Regions from separate parts of the Mus musculus genome. Here all the other regions are linked to region 1. A link is a loop called in an ENCODE intact Hi-C map of the cell type or tissue named here. Cell type or tissue: gastrocnemius. All regions are shown on one strand. Region 1 overlaps Gm30125 (a long non-coding RNA gene). Region 2 holds the start of Gm16206 (a long non-coding RNA gene). Region 3 has its middle 24 kb from the start of Setd7.

Region 1 (8,000 bases):
AGCAACTACACTGGATTTCGCCTGATGGGACTCCCAGGCTCCTGGAAGGTTTAGATGGCATTATTTTTTTTTTCTATTTTTACTAGTTTACATGCTAGTTTATGTGGCAGCTCTCCCCGGGAGCCTCCTAATCACCGTGCTTGCCACTCAGGATGCTCATCTGCAAACCCCAAAGTGCTTCTTTCTAGAGATTTATTTCTTTGCCTACATGAGTATTCTATTTGCATTATGTCTGTGTGACAGAAACGGGCATCAGACAGAAGAGGGCAGCAGATCCCATTACAGAAGGTTGTGAGCCACCATGTGGTTACTGGGAATTGAATTTAGGATCTCTGGAAGAACAGCAAGTGCGCTGAGCTATTATGGGGAAACCCTGCTAGTTGAGGTCACAGTCTGTGGTGACCAGATAGCTCATCTGACCTTGTCTGGGGATCCTGACTCCCCACACTATCTGGAAAAAGGTCAAGTAGTTCTCCATAGACCTACAAGTTCAACTTCCTCTTTTCTCCTAAGAGATAGGAACCACCCAGCAAGTATGGGATTCCTGGAATCCAATGAGGCATCCACAGAACTTTAAAACTCTAGCCAATGATTTTCATTTACTCTGAAAACTCCCGCCCACTCTCCAAGGTCCATATACACCCCTGGTTCACCTCGAATGGAGTGTGTGTATACACGCTCACCCTGCATATAGGTATGCACACACGCTGAGACTGTTTAAGGGAGTCCTTTCATGGAAGACCATCAGAGAAGGCCTTCTCTTAAAGGACCTGTAACACTAAGATATTCGGAGAAGTCTTCCCCTGACTCCCACCAGCCGGACTCAGATCCTGCAGAACACCGTCCGTTCCAGACTCTGCTTCACCCTTTCAGCCCACTCAGTGTGCAGCAGCATCTGGATACCCTGAGATGGAGGAGGCAGAGGATAGAGAACCACAGCTGGACCCTAGCCAGCATACCATGGCTGGCCCCCAGAACATGGGACACAACCAGTTAACGCATACTGAAGGGACCCAACTGGACAAGACAGACTCCATCTTGTAACTAGCCCTCCATTTTATACACTAGGTCCTGTCCTCAGGTTAAACTCTAATTACTGGGAAAACATAAACTGTTCCAGGAAGGAACCACCCCAGACAGGCCACCAGCAGGAAAATACCTAACGTTCCAGAAGCTATAGAAAGATATAGATAGATTACTTTAGCCAACTGAAATCATTGTTAGCCAATTATGTGCCTGCCAAGTTGATAAGTCCCTCATCCTACTGTAACCACAATAAAAAGGCTGAACCTTAGGTGCTGGGGTCTTCTGCGTTACCTAGCTGTGTCAGAGGGCCTGAAGGTCCAAGCTCGAGCATACAAATTCGACTCCTGGTGGTCTTTGGGGACCCTTAGATCAGGGCATAACATCTGTAGGCTTGTCCAGGATCTTCAAGCACCACTCCCCAGGACCCCTGAACTGTTGAGTCAAAACCCAGCCAGTGAGTGTCCGAATGTTTGTCCTCTGTCTTGGTGTCTCAGCATTCCACCCTTAATGCAAGCTGCAAGCAGTCCAGGCAGATGCACTGGACAACCCTGGGCCACCGGACTTGGGAGATGTCCCAGACCTGCATATAGGGAATTGGATCCCCCGAGTATACTTGAAGAGACAAAGCTGGTCACTCCAAAAGCGCACAGTGAGACCATCTTCTCCCCCCCCCCTTTTTTTTTACCTGATTCCCAGGAGTATTGAGTGCCTTCTTGCCTGTTGTCCTTCTGTTTGCTCTCTGTCTGACTTATTTCTTTGTGGCTGATGTTATGGGACAGACTAAGATCAGTCCTTTAACTTTGTTCTTAGACCATTTCAAGGACTCTAAAATTAGGGTTAGAGTCTAGGTTTAGACTTCTTTTTGCAGGAATGAATGGCCAACCTTCAACAGGTGGCTAGCCCCTAGCCCACAATTTTTAGGACCAAGGACATCATCTCTGGACAACCGAGACACCCAAACTACATCACCAGATTTACATCTGGTAGGATCTGGTCCAGGCCCCACCAAAATGGCTCAAGCTGCTGCTGCTGTCACAGAAGCCAAGCACTGCTGTACCCTGGAAAACAGTGAGAAATGAAAAACTGAAACTAACCCTATGGCCCATCTTTATCTTGTCTTAACACTGACACTGAAGAGGACTTCGTCTTCTCACCCCTGCCTTACTGACCCCCATTAGGGGATCACCAAAGGTCTCACCCTGAGGCCCCAGGAGGGGCTCAAGGACCCTCCTTGGTGAGCCCAATGACAGCTGCCTCCACTGCCTGCGGCTGAGTCCACAGTTCTCCCCTTGAGGGCAATAAGCCCACAAGACGATGAGGGGAACCAACTGATGCAATACTGGCCCTTCAACACTAGTGATCTATATAACTAGAAACTTCAGAACCCTAAATTCTCAAAGAAACCAGCTGCTTTAGTTGACTTATTAGATTCTGTCATTTTTACCCACCAACCCACCTGGGATGACTGTCAACTACTCTTACAGATCCTCTTCACTGTCCCGGAGCAAGAGAGGATTTTAAATAAGGCCCAGATATTGGTTCTTGGAGCAATTGGGACTCCTACTACTAGCCAGGCTCTGCTTGATGTAGGCTATCCCTTGACCAGACGAGACTGGAATTTTAACTCCGAGGAAGGTAAGGGAGAGGCTTTGGATCTTCCTCTAGACTCTAACGGGAGTCTCAGAGTGCTGCACACTGACCTAGGTACATAATTTGGCCTAGGTACATAATGTGCAAAAGGAAAGGATAGAATCACCTGCAGCCTTTCTAGAAAGGAGTGTGGAGACCTATCGTACCTATACACCCCCAGATCCAGAGGCACCAAAGAAGAAATCAGTAGTCATTATGGCCTTTGTGAATCAGGCTGCCCTTGATATCAGGTGCAAATTGCAGAGAATAGACAGACCAGAGGACAAGAGTTAGCAGGAATTGCTGGTGGAAAGTGTACAACAACAGAGAAACACTTGAGAAGAAACAGTTACGAGCCGTGACCACCACCAGGGAGCCACAAACTCAAAACTTGGCCATGATACTTCTGGCCACAGCAGCAGATTCCTTCGCCGAGAAAAAAACCACCAACTGCGCCATCTCGTGGCTGGCAAATGAAGAGAGGAAGCCAAGGCTCCAAGAGAACTGTAAGGAGATGGGACTTTGGGTCAAAGACTGCCAGAAGATACCTCCAAAGAGATATCTTGTAGGTCTTCGAGTTGGAAGAATTTAGTGACTAGAGGGGACGAGGTTCAGACCCCTCCTCTCCGAACCCAGAGTAACCCTTAAAGTGGAGGGAAAACTCATTAATTTCTTAGGAGACACAGGGATACAATATTTAGTCCTAATCCAATCCCATGGCAAATTGTCCTCAAAGAAATCCCATGTATAAGGGGCCACTGGTATGAATCAATATACATGGACTACTCGAAGAACAGTTCATCTCAGAATGGGGCAGTAGCCCACTCCTTCATAATCATACCAGACTACCCCTACCCCTTCCCGGGGAAAGAGTTGCTGATCAAGATAGGAGCCCAGATCTCCTTTGATCAAAGAGCCACCCCTGTCACAGATCCCAGAGGGCACCTCATTCGCATACTCACCCTGTCTCTAGAAGATAAATACAGATTTTACAAAGACCAAGCTCTCTCCCAAATGAGATCTCAGTTTGGTTGACCAAATCCCCCTTGACTTGGGCAGAAACTGGAGGAATAGGGTTGGCGGCCCATAGGGCTGCCATTTGGATTGAACTGAAACCAGGGGCAACTCCTGTCCAAATAAGACACTATCCAATGCCCCAAGAAGCCAAAGCGGGTATCATATCCCACATCAGAAGGTTCAGGGACTTGGCAAACTAGTACCCATGGAATACGCCCCTCCTTCCCATCAAGAAGCCCAACTACAATGACTATAGACGAGTTCAGGACCTCAGAGAAGTAAAGAGTAGAGTAATGAACATAGAGCCTACAGTACCAAACCCATATACCCTCCTGAATTTGTCATAACCTTCCAAGAGTGGGTATACAATATTGGACCTCAAAGATGCTTTCTTTAGCCTGCCCTTAGCCCCCCTAGAGCCAGCCTCTGTTTGTCTTTGAGTGGCATGACCCCCAAAAAAGGATTCAATGGACAAATAACATGGGGCAGACTTCCACAAGGATCCAACCATCTTTGAGGAGGCTCTGAGTCAGTATAGGCAGAAACATCCCAGTATCACCCTCTTGTAATATGTAGTTGACCTCTTGGTGGCAGCAGAGACCATGAAAGAATGTCAACGGAGTACTGAGGCCCTGTTAATGGCACTGGGGAAATTAGGCTATGGGGCATCCGCAAATCTGCCAATAAGAGGCAACATACTTGGGATACATCCTAAAAGGGAGCCTAAAAGATAGCTTCTATGGCTATCGGAGGTCCAAAAAGAGATCATTTTGAAGACCTCCACCCATCACAAAATGGAAGGTCAGAGATTTCTTGTGGTTGGCAGGGTTCTGCCACTTTTGGGTCCCTAATTTTGCATAATTGGCGAAGCCCCTCTACGAGGCCATCAAGGAAAAGGAGGCCTTCCAATGGACAGAGTCCAGAAAAGCACTTTCAATAGATTCAAAAAGACCTTATTAACGACTCCCACACTAGGGCTACCTGACATTACCAAGCCCTTCCAGCTATGTATAGCTAAAGGCAAAGACATGGCTAAAGGCAAAGACATAGCTCGCTCAAACGTTAGGCCCCAGAATACTTTTCAAAGATATTAGACCTTCTGGCCTCTGGATGGCTTTCTTGTTTGAAAACTATCACCTGCACAGCCTTTCTAGTCAAGGACATGGATAAATTGACTCTGGGGCAAGAACTCTACATTACCACTCCCCATCCATTGAAGGGGTTCTCAACCCCCAGATTGATGGATAAGCAATGCATGCATGACTCACGAAAGCCTGCTGCTACCCCACACCCTGCCCTGCCCTGTGTATCCATTTTCTACCAAGTGCTGCCCTGAGCCCAGCCTCTCTGTTACCAGACTCAGATTTGGAGACTCCACTACGTGATTATGCAGGGATACCAAGCCAGGTGCACAGACTCAGGAAACACCTATGGAACCGGCTGCTGCCGAATGTAGAAGCTACTTGGTTCAAGCAGCTTTGTGTGTGACTGGACAAAAGTATATGGGGGGCAGCAGTGTTAGAAGACTCAGAAACTGTATGGGCATCTGTCCTGCCACCCGGCACTTCGGCACAACAAGCTGAACTTATAGCTCTACCAGAAACCCTCAAATTGGAAAAAGGCAAAAGACTCAACATTTATACAGATAGCCTGTATGTTCATGGGGCCAAGAAAGAGGATTCCTGACAGCCGAAGGAAAGATTATTAAAAACACACAGGAGATGCTAAACCTGTTAGAGACTCTTTGTTTAAAAAAAAAATGATTATTACATACCAACCAGGCCAGCATGAAGGAACTATGCCTGAGGCAAAGGGTAATCAATCCCAGGGCAGATTTGGCAGCCAAGGCAGCAGCTCCTATAGCAGCTTTGACTTTCCAACTGCCTGACCCAGGAGCTCCAGTCCTACCAGATAAGCCTCAATACTCTATGTTATCTCTACTCACAAACTGCCTATGTCCCATAAGCCGGATGGCTGGTGGCTCATCGGAGACTGTAAAATAATCTTGCCCAGCAATTTGGCAGCCAGTCTGCTCTAACACATACACCGGACAACCCTGTTGGGTTCCAAACTGAGGACCTGATAAGAAAGGTGGACCTAAAGAGCCTCACCCTCAGGTCCCCGACTGAGCAGCCTGCTTCCAAATGCTTGAGTTGCAAGCTCACTAATGCAGATAACGAGCCAAAGGGTAAAGGCTCCGACGGCAGGGTGCCAAACCTGGTGCCCGCTGGGAAATGGACTTTACCGAGTTAAGACCAGGGAAATATGATTACAGGTACCTGCTAGTGCTTGTAGACACCTTTCCAGGATGGACTGAGGCCTACCCCACCAGGCATGAAATGACACAGATAGTGATCAAGAAGATACTACAGGAGGTGCTTCCCAGGTATAGAATGCCAGCCCTCCTAAGCTCTGACAAGGGACCTGCCCTCACAGTTCAGGTAACACAGAGGATGGCTAAAGCCATTGGAGAAAATTGGAAACAACATTGTACTTACAGGCCCCAAAGCTCAGGACAAGTAGAGAGGGTGAATAGAACTCTAAAAGAGACCCTTACTAAATTAACCATAGAGACTGGCAGGGACTGGGTGGGTCTCCTCCCCTTTGCCTTTAATAGGGTTCAAAACACATCCTATACATTGGGTTTATGAAACCATGTTTGGAAGGGCCCCCTCCCATTTTACCTAACCTAAAATCTGAAGTCTTAGCTGAAATTGATGATCACCATTTACTTGACTCTCTTGAACATCTAGCCCACACCTGAAAAAAGCGATGGCCTCACACGAAGCCCATTTATGAGGCTGCGCCAACTCCGACTCCCCACCACTATTGCCCTTGGAGACTGGATCTTCCCGAGAAGGCACCGAAAGGAAACCCTAAAGCCCTTGCTGGAAAGGACCCAACATCGTGGCCCTAACAACACACTACCCTCAAGGTTGACAGGATTGCTACCTGGATACATCCCATGCTTGTCTATGTCACATCCAGACTCAGGGAACGTCTCCACGAGATGTCCTTCAGAGACTAAGGAAACCCACTAACACTCACGTTCCAGCACTTCTAAGCCTCCTGACATGTGCTGTCTGCATCTTGCTTTCAGGAGTTGCTGGCTCATTCTCTGGTTCTTGCCCTCACCAGCCCTGGAACCTAACCTGGACTCTTCTGGTGACATTGTCCACCAGCAGATCAAGACTGCACCCCTCTGTACCTGGCTCCCCAACCTCCACTTCCGACCTGGCTAACCTACATGGCTCTCTTGGGCTGATGGATTTCTCAGCACACATCTCTTCTATGTTTGCCTGGGGTACAAAAACCATAAGACCTGGCAGTGACAATGTGGGGGAGCTGAATCCTTCTGCTCTTCCTGGGATTGTGAGTATGGAACACATTTGGTGGGATCCGTCTATCAAAATGGACTTCAACTGAGTAAGCTGAAAGTCTGATGACCAAATCAGCCACGGACACTGGGCAGTGCAACCCTGTCCTCATTAGGTTTGCAGACTTGGGGGAAGAGGCTAACAGATGGGAATTAGGAAAACCTGGGGGCTCTGAATTTATGACAAAGATAGACTGGGAAATGGCAGCCCCTTTACTACCAAACTAGATAAGAAATACCTACACAACCTGCACCTATAGGCCTAGGTCTTGGCCTCTGCCGCCCAAACAATCCTATCCACTGACACCACCACACGACATGGACAAATCCATGTCCGAACCTCCCCACAGAGAGTCCCTGGCCCATTACATCTCAAAGCCACCTGCCAATGGCTCAATCAGTCTTACACAGATCTTACTGAGGACTGTTGGCTATGCTTGGATGCCAATTCTCTATATTATGATGGGCTAGCCCTTAACTCCTCTATAACAGAACATTATCCGGAACCTCAGCAATGCAGATGGCAGCGAGAGGGTCCCAGCTGGACTTCTTTGCAGTCGCTCTCGAGACAAAGGCTCTGTATAGGTATTTCTGTGTGCCACCTATGTAACACCACAGTAACTTGGATAGGTTCAGGGTACTTGGGTCCTCCTGAGAGCATGGGGTGGGCATGCTCTACTGGTCTAATTCCATGCATTCACCCTGGAGTCTTAAATGCCTCCCCTGATTTCTGTGACCTGGTACAAAACATCCCAGGGATAATGTATCATTCAGGAGAAGATGTCCTTAATCATCTCACTCCTGGGTCTCATGTATGATGCAAAAGGGAACCCATAGCTGCCATTGTCCCGTCCACCCTCTTAGGTATAGGTATTGCAGGGGCCATAGGCACTGGAACCTCTGCTCTGGTATTGCAAGGTGCTCATTACAGGTTGTTGAGGCTGGCTATCGA
Region 2 (8,000 bases), 1.2 Mb before region 1:
CAGCAGTCTTAAGCAAGTCCCCATCAGCAGGCTTAAACTCGCTACCTGTTTCCTGTGGGAAGTGTACTTTGCATTCCAGTCGCTGCTGTTACGTCACAGATGCTCCTGTGTAGAGTGCAGGCTTTGAGGCACGCGCTGCTGAATGGAATTTGCTTTACCTCCACCACGAGCTCTGAGGGGTCATGCCTGTGTTAAATAAGTGAGCTTGTGGACATGCAGTGCTGGGCCAGGCTGCCCTCTGACATGCAGTGTCTTCCTTGATGCTAGCCCTATTTTTTGCTTTAAAAAAAAAAAATCCCATTTTGCAAAGCACGAGAGATATGGATATAATGAGATTCATGGTGAGGACAGATCTTAGGGGCCAGCAAGAGGAGCAGGCTGAGATTGCTGAGTTGTGAAACTGACAGCTCATTCTCATGTACTTTGTGATTTAGTTTGTCCGTTGTTGCTGCTGTGGGGGAGGACTGATGGCCTTACACATGCAGGAGAGCATCTTAGGACTGAGCTACGTCCCTGGCCCCGCGCCCTGATGTTCTGTAACAGTTTAGTGGCATTCCCCACATTGTATCTAACTCATTTCATCACTACCATGAGCCTTTCCGAAAAGTGAATTTACTCCACAGTTAAGGATGTATTGTTTCTCAGAGAGGCTTTCCTATGGTCAAAATACTGAAGAAGAAAGAAAGTAATCTGCAATACCATTCCATCTTGAGATGTGAGTGTTTCTTCCTTGGTCATCTGAGGCAGGAATCTCCCTGAGCAAACCCATCACAGCTTAGGACACTTGTGTGGGCACCAGCCTGTCTTGTGCCTGTGTCTGTAACAGCCAGTGGCTACCAGAATCCACACACACCGATTAGAATAAAGTCAGGGTCACACCAAGCTATACAAACCCAAGAACTCTGAAGGACCTGCGAGGGGTGTGGTCTGTGCTGTAATCTATGGATCCCTGTGAATGCTATTGAGGAAACTGTCTGAGCTCCCTGCTTTATGATAGGAGTGTCTAGGGAACTCGTCGTAATCTATAAAAACCGCATTTAAACCTATTATGCCCTCTGTGCTACTAACATGCCCACGTTTCCTCCTCATGGGTGACTCTCTGTACTTTGGACCCATCCCAGTGATAACAGATACAAGTTTAGAAATGACACTGAGAGAGCCAACACCTTAGCCTCTGAGAACAAGTATGTACCTGGCTCTGTCTTGGACCTGGCTTAGGAGCTGCTGCTTCAGTTGTCAGTGATGGTGATGAGACGTAAAGAGACGGGAGAGTCTGCACCCTGTCAGAGTCTCTGATCTTTTGCACTGTGTGGACGACTCAGGTTTTATCTGCTTCCACGTTCAATGTAGTCGATGGCTCTGTTCCTTTAGGCTGACTGATGCAGGTGTTGATTAGACTGTAGCATTTGCACTTCCTAGTGCTTTGCAGACAAGGTGTGTAACCCCTCTGAAAATGGAGCTTAGTGATGCCATCTTCCTTGGGGTCCTCCGAGCACTAACTGAGACCGTGTATGTGCAGCTGATAAGACTACTCGTGTTTCTTCTCGTGCTGTGGGTCTCTCCCCATTGACATTATTTTCTTGGTTTCTCAGGTGTGGGTTGCGGACCGAGGAAATAAGAGGCTCCAAGTATTTGATAAGGACACTGGAGAGTGGTTAGGAGCATGGGACAACTGTTTCACAGAGGAGGGGCCTTCTGCTGTGAGGTAATCGCTCCTGGTTGTGTTAAATGCTTGCTTTAGCTGGCTGTGAGACCCACTTCTTCTGAAGAGTGGCCAAAAGTTTAAAGTGTTTATTGTTGATTTTAAGCAAGGGAAAGTGGAAGGAAACAAGAGTCCAAAGAGGTTAGATATCTGAGAGTTCCGAATCCTTTGAGAGATTCCTAATCATAGGAGGATCTCAGCCGGAGTCCACACTGCTGAACCCGCCCAACTTCTAATTCTCCTTTCATTATGTTATGTTGTGTTTTGTTTTAAAGTAGGCATATCTTTAGCTTCATCTATTATCACAGAATTCTATACAATTTAAATTCATTAAAGAACCCCTCAGACAATGATGGCCACTGTTGTTGAGCATTGGCGAGTGTAAGCACCCCACACTTACCTGCCAGTAAGTACTGGGCCATGATCCCCTGATATGGCCAGGAGGAATGAAACCAGGCCATTAAAGGGTCCACAGCAACACTTAAGCTGTGGCAATTTTGTTGAGAGCAATCAGATCTTCTAGACCTTTATCAGAAGTAGAATGCAATGGCAGTCGCCAGGATCAATATAGTTGTAGTCAGGATACATAGATGTTTGCCAACTGTACAGGCTATACAAGGTTAATGTCTAAGGCCAACTGTCCGGTTAAGCTTCCAGGCTCCCTTGCCTTCCAAGGGAACTTACTGAGAAATACAAAGCGGCCTGAATCCTTCCCTGCCTGAGGGAGTGCTTCAGTCTCAGGAACCGGAAGGTGCATTGTGCCCCAGGAGCCATGAACTCTAACCTGAAAATCTGCAGCATGCCTCTCCAGGCTGCTAAGCCAGTCCACTCCAGGGTACAGCCAAGGGCACACAGTGAAGGCTTGGTCCTTATTATGAATTCTCTTTCCTCTTAGGTTCACCCCAGATGGGAAGTACTTGATTGTGGCCCAGCTGAACCTCAGTAGGCTGTCAGTGTTGCTTGCCCCACCCTCCGGAAGCATCGGAGACTGCTCTGTGGTCAGCACTATCCAGCTGGCAGATCAGGTTCTGCCACATCTTTTGGAAGTCGACAGAAAGACTGGCGCAGTGTATGTAGCAGAAATTGGGGCAAAACAAATACAAAAATACATCCCGTGGCACAGCCGCACCCCTGCCTTCGGCGCTTAGTGCTTCCGGCTGGGAGGAGCTTCGGGTAGCACTTCAGAGCCACAGGGTCATTTTCACCTCTTCTGCAAGAAAAGTGTGTTGCTGGGTCATGAAGAGTCATGTTTTCTCGTGGTTTTGGGACTTGGTTTTACAACTAAGTGTGTTTCTTTCTGGTGGCCCTGGGAGTTGAACTCATCACTTCCTAAGTGCTAGGCGGCTGCCCTAGCAGGGGCTACATCTTCACAGAAGCACCTTTTAAAGGAAGAAATGCAGTTCTAAAATGGGGCCATGACGGGAACTGTGGTTGTAACCAAGCTGCTTGCCTGCATCGATTAACTCTCTCTGGGTTCCTGGGTGACTTCATATGATGAGTGGAAACTACTAGTTGGTTTAGCCTATGTGTATTAGACTGTGGAAGAGATTGTGTTGGGGTGCGCTGCTGAGTTACTGATTCATGTGGGTACCAACCCAGTCCAGAGGATTCTGAAGTGGGGAGCAGTGTGGTCAGCCTTGTGGTCCAATAGAGAGATAAGTGGGCGTGATGACAGCAGGAGCGAGGACCATGAAGGACAGGAGGAGCTGTGTGTATGTGGGGGGATGGGAGGATTCATGGAGACGGCAGTCTGTGGCAGCCTGGGCCAAGAGATCCGTGACAAAGGGAAACAAAACCGTCCAGGTAGAGAAGGGCTGAGACGCACTTCCCGTGGATTCCGACGAGAAAACAACAAAGGGTTTGGTCTTTTTGGTACAAAGTATTTAATGTCACCCTTTACAAGCAAGACTACAACAAACAGCCAGCGTGTAAGCACTGTACTGAAAGGAAGATTTGCAGGCGGGTGTTTTAGAGCTGGTCTGGCACTAAGTCCCCTCCTCAGTGCTGCCCTTGCCACTGTGCAGTGTGAACTCATGTCATTACTAGCACTTACCTACCTCAGAGACATTTCAGGAGAATTAGAATCATTTACATGGAAGAGTGCCAAATGCTTGAGGTATGACGATGGAAATGGTCTGCCCTTGCAGCCCACTCTCGCACTATGTATGTCCTTCGTATGCGGCTGCTGCGTTCTTTCAGTTTGTTCTGCTCCATTCTAGGTTTTGATAGAACCCCATCCTATCAGGGTCTTTTGGTCGCCCACCCCTTTTGCTCCTATCAGTGTCCCTCCCTGTCCCAGAGTTTGACTTTGACTTGCACAGCACTTTACCCCACCTACTCCAGCTGAGGGGCTTGGATCTACCTGTCCAGGGGTGGTGGTCCGTGCAGTGTGGGCGGAAGGCCAGCCTCCAGCAGCAGAGTCCTGGATTCCAAGGCTGTTAACTGTGTCCCTACCTCTCACCAGACTGACTGAGAAAAGCCACCTTAGCTTACTCTTCAGTGACGAGGGAGCTTCGTTCTTCCCTCAGTCACTGATGCTGCGCTAGCTCACTGACGCTGCTTGGACTGGATGAGCAGCAGGCATAGGTGTCTTGATGGAGCCTGGGGTGCATTACAGTTCTGAGATGGCCTTCTCACTGCCTTCGTCATTATAACACATGCCAGGTTTGCCTGGCTCTGTTCAAGGCTCCTACAGAGCAAGTCCTCACGGGGCCCGTGCGCTTGTCACGCTGCCCAGTTGACTTGGACGAGAAGGGAAGGTGAAGCTTGTTTTGTTGGTAAACCAGACAGGAAATGCAGGTGCCCTTTGGAAGGAGAGGAGACTAGTTGAACTGCCTTTGTTCTTTCTACTGTATTTTATTTACCTGGTTAGTCTCGATCATTGTTATTGAGGGTTTATAGTAGATACTGTGTTTTGATCAGTTCCATCCTGCGTTCTCTCCCTTTCAGTTCCTCCCACCCTCCATCACCTTTTCCTCCCAGTGCCTCGTGCACGTGTTCATTCCATGACCTCGGTGCAGCCTGGATGTGCATGGTGTAGGACACTCCTCGAAGCAGGGTCACCTTTTAGGAAAGGTCCCCCACAGCTACCTCCAGTAGCTTCTTAGTTCGTGGTAGGCTTCATGAGCCCCTCCCTGCTCTGTGCTGGGATTTTGACTTCTGGTTTGTGGGTTCAGTCCAGCAGATGGTGTTCTGCTGCAGACACCTACCACCCCTGTCCTCTTCTGCAGTAGTCCCCGAGGCTTTCAAGGATGTCCTATTTAGAGCCTGTCAGTTCACATTCTCTTATTCTCCGAGGCCGAATCACTTGTGGATCTCTGTATTAATATCCATCTATTCCAAATGAAGCTTCCGTGATGAGAATTGAGAGAGGCAGTAACCCATGGGTATGAAGATAAGAACTTCACAGTGGGGCAGGTCATAGTATTAGATAGTCCCCTGGGGCTATGGCCTTGCCAGCCACAGGTGTTTAGCCAGTTAGCAGTGCCAAGCAAGCTTCCATCTTTTAGAACAGGCTTTAAATCCAGTCAGAAATTTGATGCATGATATTTGTGCAACTCTTGGTCCAGTGGACACACCTTTATGGGCCAGTCCTTACTGTAGCTCTCAGCCTCCACAGCTGGTTATGATTGCTGAACATTTTCTCCTTCAGTGATATAAATAGAACCTTCTAGAACTGTGAGAGCTAGCAAGTAGGGATGAAGCTTCCAGGCCAGTGCCAGCATGATTTCTTTACAGATTCTTACAAAACTTGCTGCAGATATTGTTCTTGTTTATCTTGTGTGGTCAGTGAGCTTACAATCAAAACATCTCACACCCCACACACACACTGGATCAGTGAGTTAAAGAAGTAAAAGTTGTATTTTCTATTGGAACATTAAAGTTGTGCAAAGAAAAATGTATGTAACCTGGCTCCTTGTTTTAAGTTTTGTTATTTTAATAATAGAAGAATTTCAGTGGCCATAAGATCTCAGTTTGGTGAGTCTGGGCATGGTGGTAGACATCTGTAACTCACAACTCTGGAGGCCACAGCAAGATCTCAAGTTGCATACCAGCCCAGTTTTACACTAAAGTTCACTGCATAAACCCAGGGCTAACGACATAGCTGGCACTAAGAATATTCTTTGTCTGTGGTCTCATAAAGCATAGGCTGCTGAGCTGTATGAGCTAGGACAGCCTGGGCTCACAGGGATGTGTGAGCTGTATGAGCTAGGACAGCCTGGGCTCACAGGGATTTGTGGGCCTGTCCTGCTCCTATGTGGGTGAGCATTCGAGCCCAGATCCTCATGCCCACCCAGCAAGTGCTCAGATCCAGGGAGCCATCTCAGCTTTATAACTTTCTATTGTTTTGGATTGTGTTCATTTGTGTATGTATCTCCTTGTGGGCGTGTGCACGTGGATGCATATGTCTGTGGAGGCTGACGGCATTGGAGTCCCCTGGAGCTGGAATGACAGTACAACTCAACTCAATCTTCTTCCGAGCCGTCTCAGCTCCAGGAGTCTGGATTTTGTGGTAGCAGTGGAACTCTTGAAACCTCTGCCTCCTAGGCTTATTCTTGACACAGAGGGGATCTAGTCTATATTAGAGGACCAAGGGCTGTGATTATCTTTCCTTCCACTCTGAGAATGAACAAGTCTTTAAAGTGGAGTGTTTGTCAATCAGAGAAAACATGGCTACAGTTTAATAATGAACAAATACCGCTTATATTACGGTCATGCACCAACTGCTCCATATACCATTGCTGGAAGGCTAAGGTGACAAAGAACCAACTTGTTGGGCTTCTTCTGGTTTTAAAAGTTTTTTGGGTTTGACTAGAGAGCTAATCAAACTGGGAACTCTTTAAAGGTTTAAATCAGAATTAAAAAACAAACAACAACAAACCCTGAGCTTACGTGGCTGGGTTGTTTTATTTTCAGCTGTGTACTTTCAGCAATAATCAAATAAAAATTTTGATGTAAAAATTTATTGGCTTTATTCATTTTACAAAACATAGTTACACGCATGAAGGTTTTTGGGCTAGTGTCCCTGAGAGCAGTCACCAGCAGTACTTCCTAAGATGTAGTTGGTAGGTATGTTACAGTCTTCACCCAAAAGAGGGCAGTAGAGTGCTGTGTTTTATCCTAGGTTTATCTTGAACTAGCTGGTGAATCACAATGCCAGGCTTCCTTGTGTTCTTGACTTTAAAACTGAAGTTACCCTGCTGAACACCCGTGTGCTTTCCTTTGTCTCTATGGTATAGTTACTATACTTTCCTTTGTCTCTATAGTATAATTACTATACTTTCCTTTGTCTGTATAGAATACTTATATTCCAAGGAAGCTGCTGTACACCTGGCACAGTTCCAGCAGTTGAACATTGTTCTGACTTCATTTGTTTTTCTACAAGTAAAAGGGAAAAAGTTTGAACAGTTTTCAGTAATCCAGACATAGGGAATTCATGGGCATGAATGTGGTGGATTAGTCTTGCTGATCGGGTCTTTGAGGCTTGTTACTTGGGCTGGTTGATTATTTTACAAACAAGAAAAGTGGATTATTTAAAAGGCCAAATTATTCCTCTGCCTGGCCCTTAGCCATCATATGAGTTTATGGCATAAAGTAATTACTTCATAACACATGGCTCTTTCTTTTAATTAATTAGTTAATTAATTTAATGTACGTGAATACGCTGTCACTGTTTTCATGCACACCAGAAGAGGGCATCAAATCTCATTACAGATGGTTATGAACCACTATGTGGTGGCTGTGAATTGAACTCACGACTCTAGAAGAGTAAACAGTGCTCTTAACCCCTGAGCCATCTCTCCAGCCCCCAGCTCTTTCTTTTATACGTAGAGTTGGATGGAAGTTGAAAAGTGTCTTAATGTGTCTAAGTTAAACAGTGTCTGATTCAGCGCCGCCTCCATATCACTCTTCATCAGGTTTCTCTCCATGACTTGCTCAGTCTGCTTTCTTACAGAACTCAGGACCACGGGGCCACAATGGACTGGATCCTCCCCAGTCCATCACCAATTAAGAAATTGCTCTACATACAGGTTTATCTACAGTCCAATCTTAGGAAGGCATTTTCTCAACAGAGGTTCCCTCCTATCAAATGACTATAGCTGTGTCAAGTTGCCACAAATAGTAGCTCACCAGATTGATCCCTTGTCAAGTTGACACACAAACACATTACTGTTAAGACATCACGTTTTCTTTCTTGTTTACTCGCAATATCACACATTAATAAGTATCACAAATAAAAACCACAGCACACACTTGAAAGTCCCACCGTCTTTACAAATTTGAACACTTTAAAAGT
Region 3 (8,000 bases), 660 kb after region 1:
AGCAAGGCTCTGTCTGAAAGAAAAAAGAAAGGAAAAAAGAAAGAAAGAGGGAAAGAAAGAAAGAAAGAAAGAAGAGAAGAGAAGAGAAGAGAAGAGAAGAGAAGAGAAGAGAAGAGAGAAAAAGAAATCTCCATTCTTTCACATATTCCCTCCCCTGCACTCTCCTGAAACAGAGCCTGGGTAACAACAGGCTTGCCTGGTCTAGCATAGGTCAGCATCATCCAAGCAGGTGTGCCTAACCCGTGGCTGGGGATAGCTATGAATGAGGCCCAAAACAAAGTCATGGTTTTCCTCCCCTAGAGGGGAGTAGAGGAACTTCCCAACTTGAGATAACTCCAGCAGCAAATCGTGGCTCTTTGCTCCTGGGTCACCCCATTGGAGCTGGGTTTTAGAGTTCTGCCCTTGCTGCCATCCAAGTCCTGACCCATTCACCTCGTCACCCTTGCCACAGCAGAGGCCCAGCCAGTTCAAAGGCTTGCCTGACCGGTCTCTGCCATACTTGATTGTTATGCATGCATGTGCTTGACTGCACTTGGAAAGCTGAGTGCACAGAATCTCGGCTCTAGGTTTGCCTCGGATGTCTCTAGAGCAGGTTTCTCTCCCCGCTGCTGCTCCAAGCCTCAGATTCTGAAACCAGCAACTACTGGTTCACCAGTTCAGTGCAGACAATGCAGGGGTGTGGACAGAGTTGGGTGGGAAGCTCTTGCCTTGCCAACTCATCCTGGTTCTACTAGAATAGCCTATGCTTCTCCCACATCCTCCGGCTGGCTGGCTGGTTAGCCCCCAATCTAGAACTCACAGAGCACCATGCTCGGGGAACAGCCCAAGAAAGCTAAACTTGGGGCCACCCTTTGCTTGACCATCACTGTCATTTCCTGCCCCTTCAAAAACTGACTGCCGGAGACCTTGGAGCAAACCATCAATGCCCATGAGTAATGTCTAAGCCTGCACAGTAGCTGTAGGCTCAGAGGATCAATCACTGGAGATCCAATGTAATATTACACAGCCTTGAGAGCTTGGTTTATTTTTTTTTCTTTAAATATTTGAGTGTCTATTTACGACCTGGCCCTGTGTGAGAACTAGACAGTCACTAGCAACACCGGCCCCATCCATGTGAGTCTTACAAAAGAAGGGAAAATGGGATGATCAAATTAATCAGACTCGGTGTCCTGTTCGTATGTGCAGCTTTGATGTCCTTAGTATTAGTTTAAAAATAGCTTTAAGACCTGTGAGGTGGTTGACAGAGGAAGGTCACCTTCCATCAACCCTGATGGCCCATGTTTGTACTCTGGAACTCATATGATAGGAGAGAACTGACCCCCAAACTCACTCTCTCTCTCTCTCTCTCTCTCTCTCTCTCCCTCCTTCCCTCCCTCCCTCCCTCCCTCTCTCTCTCTCTCTCTCTCTCTCTCTCTCTCTCTCTCTCGCTGTCTGTCTTACATACACACACACACATGTAAATGTAAAAAAAAATGTATTTGTAATCACCCAAACAAATAAATACACACATAATGTTCCAAGATACTATCTTCACAAAAGCAAAAAAAAAAAAAAAAAAAAAAAAACCCACAGGAGTTTTGTTGATCTGCTCAATGATGTACCTACAAGAAGCCATTATACATACTAGGCACTAAATGAATGAATGAATGAATGAATGAATGCCATAAAATTGCTTTTGAAAAGTTAAAGATAAATGTTCTGAGGAAGAACTATTTGACCTGCTGTTAAAAATAAGCTCAATTTTCTTAGTTCAAGCTCTACTGTGTGTATTTATAGCCGAATTGTCAGGAGACTAATTTATACACTAGAAAACATTTATTATTTTGCTGTGAGAGATAAACCTGATTTAATATTTCCTTGGGGAACATCCCCCCAAAAATGCCAAATTGAACTATCTTTGGAATTCCTGGAGTTCTGTTAAGAGGAGCAGCGCTTAGGGGCAGCCTCTTGGGGAGCCAGGTTATATTAGAAGGCTCAAATGAATGACTCAGGAATGAACAGAGCAGGAAATGAATAGATTTAAATGGCATTTGTACAGCGGACACAAAACTCCTTTCATAGCTGGGGCAGTCTGATGAGATCAACGCTCTCCCCTTGTTTGAGTTGTACCAAGGAATCACTGAAAGTCACAGATCCTAGATTTCAAACTGTGAAGTATAGTTTTTAGAAATCTAGGAAGGGCAGGTAAGATGGCGAAGTGGTTTGAAGCACCTGATAGCAGGTCTGTGGGCCTGAGTTCCATCTCTGGTGTACACACACAGTAGAAGAAGGGAACCAATCCCTGCAAGGTGTCCTTTGACCTCTTCACACACATCACCACCACCACCACCACCATCAAAATAATAAAATGTAATAAAAAAATTTTTAAAGAAAGCAGCTTGGGAAATCCTGGAACCATATTACTTCTCTGCCATGAGGTCACTCTATCTTCACTCTATCTTTCTTGTCCTCTATCAACTTCTTCTCAGTTCCTATCACCCCTTCCAACTCAGGAGCCCGAGGTGTACAGCTTTGCAGTGTGTTGTGGTTTGGGTATAAAATGTTTTAAAAGGCTCACGGATTCAATGCTTGAGGCTGGATGTTTGGGAATCAGGACTCACAAGGAACACTGAGCCAGATTGCTATTTAGGCAAAGATTTACTAGAAGAGATATTAATGCCACAGAGAAAACATGACAGGATTCCATGTGGCAGTGTTAGGGAAAGGGACTCCTTACAGATTCCCAGGGAAGGCTAGGTTCCATGATGTAGGAGGAAGAGTGGCATAAAAGCCAGAGGCCTCGCAGCCACATCTCCTACAAGAGGACCTGATTGAGGACTGCCTGAGAGACCAAGGATTGCTGACACAGACAATGCCAGCCAATCGGGAACTGCAGTTTAAAAGAGATGCTTTCTGGGGACCAGTGGGGTGCTGCTGGTGGAGGGTATGAAAGGGAGCTTGCAGCAGATGAGCTTTCTGTGGCATCTCTCACCTGCTATGGGAGTCTGCACCACCTCACCTCCAACTCCCAAGGGCAGGTAAGGTGGAGCATCAAGTAGTCCAGGGCACAGGCAACACCATGCCACTTCATTGATAAATAATTTGTGATACTCGCAGTTTGGCTGTCTCTGATTGCTGGCTGCCAGAGGCACGAGGGGAGGTTTTGCATTTGGAAGAAGGAATGTATGATCTGGAGGATATAGGAGAAGAGCGGGCCATTTGGTTGCTGTGTCTCCATCATACGCAGCAGCAAGGTCCAGCTTAAAGTCTATTAGCCTGGGCCCTGTACCCAGGATCCATGCTAAGATGGAGAGAAGGGCACAGCTGCACATGCTATGACCCGAGCAGCCTTCAGTTGCCAGCTGCCAGCCAGTGAGTTCTGAGCGGAGCTTGCAAACACCAGGAAAGCAGTAACTTCTACAGTGGATTAGTTTACTGACAGACCTTAGATGAGTGGACTCCTGGGAGGTGGGGCCTGGATGGAGAAGGCTGATCTGTGGAGGAATGCCTTTCCCTTAGGACACTCTCACCAGTGCACACTGCTATCTGAGAGCTAACCCACTTTGTTCTGCCACATGCTCATGCTATGCTGCCTGATTATGTGGGGGCCAAGAAGCAACAGAGCCAAGAAACCGTGGATCCAGCCCTTCCTCCCTTAAATTATGTTCTTGTTACAATGGAAGCTAACTGACACATAGTTACAAGAGCTCCATTCGCCCTGCATCACCATCCCCTGCATCCCCTGGGAAAGTGTACACACAGACATCCATTATCACTCTGGCTGCCCTAAGGCAAGCATATAAGTCAAACGAAAGTTGAGTCCAAGGAGAATGTTCGTTGGGGAGTGACCTGGACTCCAGAGAATCCCTCTTTTGCTGAGCTAGGAAGAGAAGATGGGAATGTGTTAACGTGTGCTCCAGCGGGTCTCAGAAGACAGCGTGTGGAGCATGTCGGTCTCTTTTCCATTGCTATGACACCCCACCACAAACAGACAACTCACAGAAGAAAAACATAAGAGTCTGCCAAGGCAGGGAACCATGGCATCAAGATGCAGACACGGTGGCAAGAACAGGGAGTTGATGGCTTACATTCTGAATGGCAGGCACTAAGGGGGGTGGGGGGTAAGACTGCTGTGAGGAAGAGTGGGAGGTCTCGCACACTGTCGATCCTTTGAAAACCAGATGTGCCTCGCAGGGGACTTCCGACAGCCAGACACCAACAAATTATTTCCTACAGTCAACAGGAAGCTGAGGAACATTCAGATATTGCAGGGCCCACAATTACCCTATGAAATCAAGGAAATAACTATCAAAGGAGCAGTGAGGGGTGGAGAAGCCATGGGTTACCTCATCTCCACACTGGGACCTCGAGGGACGGCCTTGCTGCTGGCTGTACACTTGTTCCTGCCTCTTCTGAGACTGTGTAAGCAGAATCTGTCTAGAATTAAATCACTCCTCAAAGAAGTATATTTTCATCACCGTATGTTAATTTTCTCCTGTGGCATCGCCATGTTACCTCGGGGCTGCCGCTCACCCTCGTGGGGCTAGCGGACAAAGAAGAAATGGTGTTCCATACACTTTCCTCTGCTGTAATCTTGTCATAAGAAACAGACTCTGGTGGAATCAGACCCTTTAGCGCCACCTACAGGAAAACCGCGAAGTCTAGGATGGGAATGGCTCCCTGGAGTTGAAATCCTGGGTCAAACCAAAGCAGTTGGAGTTCTACTTATTTCTCTGCTTCTTTCAGGGGGAATTTCTGGTGTTTTCTGAGCACCGGGTGTTTCCACCGTTTCCATAGTATCATCTGTTATGGGATTATAAGACACCATAGGTGTAAAGTATGTCTCTGTGGCCATCAAATCATATGGGCTGTACAAGCAGGACAGGTGTTGAAAACCTACAGGCAAAGAAGTAGCCATGTTATGGCAGCTGTAAGGTCCCTGTCACAGAAAGGCAGCCACACCAGAGAGACAGCCAAGACAATCTCCAAGTCTGTGGACAGGAAATGCCAAATCAACCAGAAAACTGAGCAGGAGAGACCTTTGTGACAGGAGAGCTTTGCCCCTCCTGGAAGAGTCTCCACAGAGCCTGCTCTGACACCAGGCTACCATCTCTTCCAGCCAACCCTAGGGCCTATCCTAAGAAGATGGAGGAAATGAGCGCCCAGGGTCGTCTGGATGTTTTTCTCCTCTGTGTGGAGCAGGAAGATACAAGGAAGCCACGGCATCAGCTTGACTGCGGCAAGAGCTGTACTCAGCATCTCCAGGTCCCAAGGCCAAGCTGACTCAACTAACAAGTGGGCCTAGAAATCATTAAGCCAGCCTAATTGAAACTAATTCCAAGTTCCTCGCAGCCCTAAATTGCACAGAAGAGAACACAGAGCAGCCTTACAGCTGTACACGAAGCCAGGCTCAAATCGCGTTATTTATTTGGTTACCAATAAAAAGTGGCAGAGTTAGGACTCGGAGTTCCATCTTCCAATTCCATTTCCTCCCAAACTGCAGAGAAGGGCAATTTAGCCTTATTGAGCACACACGACACAGGAATTCTGTTAAAAGGCTTTATTGGTTTTAATCTGCAGAAGCCTCGAGAAAAAGAAGTAGCATCCAGGCCAGCATCACCCAACAGCAAGGCTTAAAGATGATGGATCATTTGTGTCTAAAAATCCTCCATTTCCATGAATAAAGACAAAAGGCCAGATCATTTAGCAAATAATAAGGAAAATCCTACTTATTAAAACCTGTGAAATATAATCAGAGATTGTATCTGTCTGTCTGTCTGTCTGTCTTAAAAGGAAAACCCAAACTCTCAAAATCATTTGTTGGGCTGCCAAGACGGCTCAGGTAAAGGCCCACCCTGCCAACCTTTCAGTTCAGTTCCCAGGAGTCACACAGTTAAAAAGAAAGAACTGACTCCTATAAGGTTCCCATAACTGTTCTCTGACCTCCACGTGTGCCCCACGGAACAACACAAATCAACAAACACAGGAACAAGTAAATAAATAATACTAACTTAAAAATTATTTAAGAAGAATGAACCTGAAGAAAATTATTCAACTCAAAAAAAGTTTTAAAGTCTAAGGAAAACAGAAAGGCAGAACTAACACTCTAGTCAGTCATACCTATACCCGTGTGTTCTGCATCTGTGCATCCAACTATAATTGACAAGATTTGGGGGATGCCGTGGTGCTGACCGTATCCTGATTCGTCACCACCATTCTCTAAACATTACAGTAGAATAACTGTTGCATGGCATTTACAATGTTTTTGGATATCTTAAATAATCTAAGCTGGACAGTGGTGGCACACGCCATCCATCGCAGCATCTGGGAGGCAGAGGCAGAAGGATCTCTGACTTCAAGGCCAGCCTGGTCTACAGAGTGAGTTCCCGGCCAGTGTTACTCAGTGAGGCAGAAGAAAGGAAGGGAAGAGGGGGTGAGGTGTAGGAGGGAAGGGATGGATCCCTGGAAACCAAACAAAGCAAAAGAACAGCAATGGTGAATATGTGTGTGTGTGTGTGTGTGTGTGTGTGTGTGTACATATATACATATCTGCTAGCCTAATCAAGAAAAAAAAAGGACAATACTCTAAGCTGAGATTGCGAAAATGCAGTGGCGTGTACACATATAAGAAAGCGTCATTTTTTAAAAAAGATTTATTTATTTTATGTATGTGAGTACACTGTAGCTGTACAGATGGTTGTGAGCCCTCATGTGGTTGCTGGGAATTGAATTTTTAGGACCTCTGCTTGCTCCAGTTGGCCCCACTCACTCTGGTCAACTCCACTTGTTCAGTCCCAAAGATTTATTTATCATTATACATAAATACACTGTAGCTGTCTTCTGACACACCAGAAGAGGGCATCAGATCTCATTACGGGTGGTTGTGAGCCACCATGTGGTTGCTGGGATTTGAACTCAGGACCTTTGGAAGAGCAGTCTGTGCTATTACCCACAAAGTACAATTCTTACAAAAGGAATCATTTGTGGGCTGGAGAGATGGCTCAGTGTGTAAAGAGAGCTTGCCACAACAAGCACCAGGACTTGAGTTTATCCCCACGTATAAAATTAGAGTTGTAAGTGCTCTCCCCATGGCTGGAAGGCAGAGTCAGGAGGGTTCAAGGGCTCTAAGGCCAGCCAGTTTAGCCCACTGGTGAGCTACAGGTCCAGTGAGAGATCCTATGTCAGAGCAGTAGAGGAAGACAGCCATGCTCAGCTTACATGGATTTTCCCCAGCACCCAAACTCAGGAGGTACTCAGCCAGTACTCGCCCACTGAACCATCTCCCAGCCCCTCACAATGAACGGTTCTGCAGAAAAATGCAAAATATCAAAATTCATTCAAATAGAAGCAGACATCCCAAGCAGACCAATCTTAGGCAGGAAAGAAATCCCACAACAACCAACAAAGGAAGAAGAAACGGAGGGCAGAAGGAAGAGAAGAAACCAGAGGAAATGAACAGAGCCGAAATCTTAGACCGCTCTAGAGTTAAGGCATACCCTTCCAGGACCCAGACACTTACTGGTCCTTAGCTGTCAACCAATGAGCAGTGTTTGGCTCTGCTAGACTGTAAACGCTGTGGTGTTATCAAATTAATTGCCTTTTTTTTTTCTCTTGAGAAAAACAAGAAAGAGTTAAAAAAAAAAAAGTTCTACTAAATAGTGCACATACCCACTACTTATGGTTCCTGTGACCCACCCTGCCCCTGGGCACCACTGGCTGACATTGATCCAGGAGGCCAAATAGAGCAGAGGAGACATACAGGGGGTTCCGAAGCCCTGTGAGTACATATGACAGTGACCAGGGCCAGCTTCGGGAAGATGGGTCAACTTTACCTGGAGTGATTCAAGGATTGCATAGTTTTGGAGGCAGGAATACCCTGGGTGGGCAAAGGCTGAAGGCTTGCGGTACAGAGATGCCTCGCTAGCATGGAGAGACAGCCTAGGAATCTCATGGGTTAGCTGAACGGGTCCTTACTGGGAGAAAAGGAGTTGACCCTGTAATGTTAATCAAGGCTGACACTC

The links. Peaks named below come from ENCODE experiments on the same cell type or tissue, not always from the same donor. Only the 100,000 strongest peaks of a DNase experiment are listed, where the experiment ranks them.
Region 2: a loop joins it to region 1, with 4 times the contacts of the local background. A loop is called at or near these places in 18 of 42 quality-filtered maps.
Region 3: a loop joins it to region 1, with 5 times the contacts of the local background. A loop is called at or near these places in 18 of 42 quality-filtered maps.

Annotation. Positions count from the first base shown.
Region 1 is chr3:52,238,927-52,246,926 of GRCm38, reverse strand. All of the region lies in intron 1 of Gm30125 (a long non-coding RNA gene), which reads right to left. Among named protein-coding and RNA genes, the nearest start is that of Gm30125, 5.5 kb to the right of the region's middle. In gastrocnemius, CTCF peaks have their summits at 274 (motif pointing right), 3,122 (motif pointing left) and 4,253 (motif pointing right); DNase peaks (open chromatin) are centred at 3,101 and 4,267.
Region 2 is chr3:53,447,247-53,455,246 of GRCm38, reverse strand. Nhlrc3 (NHL repeat containing 3) reads left to right here. Exons shown (of 7, transcript NM_172501.2): 6 at 1,593-1,705; 7 at 2,598-3,251. The coding sequence ends at 2,850. Gm16206 (a long non-coding RNA gene) reads right to left here and starts at 2,628. Exons shown (of 2, transcript XR_001783836.1): 1 at 1,193-2,628. In gastrocnemius, a CTCF peak has its summit at 6,794 (motif pointing right); DNase peaks (open chromatin) are centred at 4,385, 6,809 and 7,018.
Region 3 is chr3:51,580,376-51,588,375 of GRCm38, reverse strand. No RefSeq gene overlaps it. Among named protein-coding and RNA genes, the nearest start is that of Setd7, 24 kb to the right of the region's middle. In gastrocnemius, a CTCF peak has its summit at 4,619 (motif pointing left); a DNase peak (open chromatin) is centred at 4,609; H3K4me3 peaks cover 282 bases; H3K27ac peaks cover 306 bases.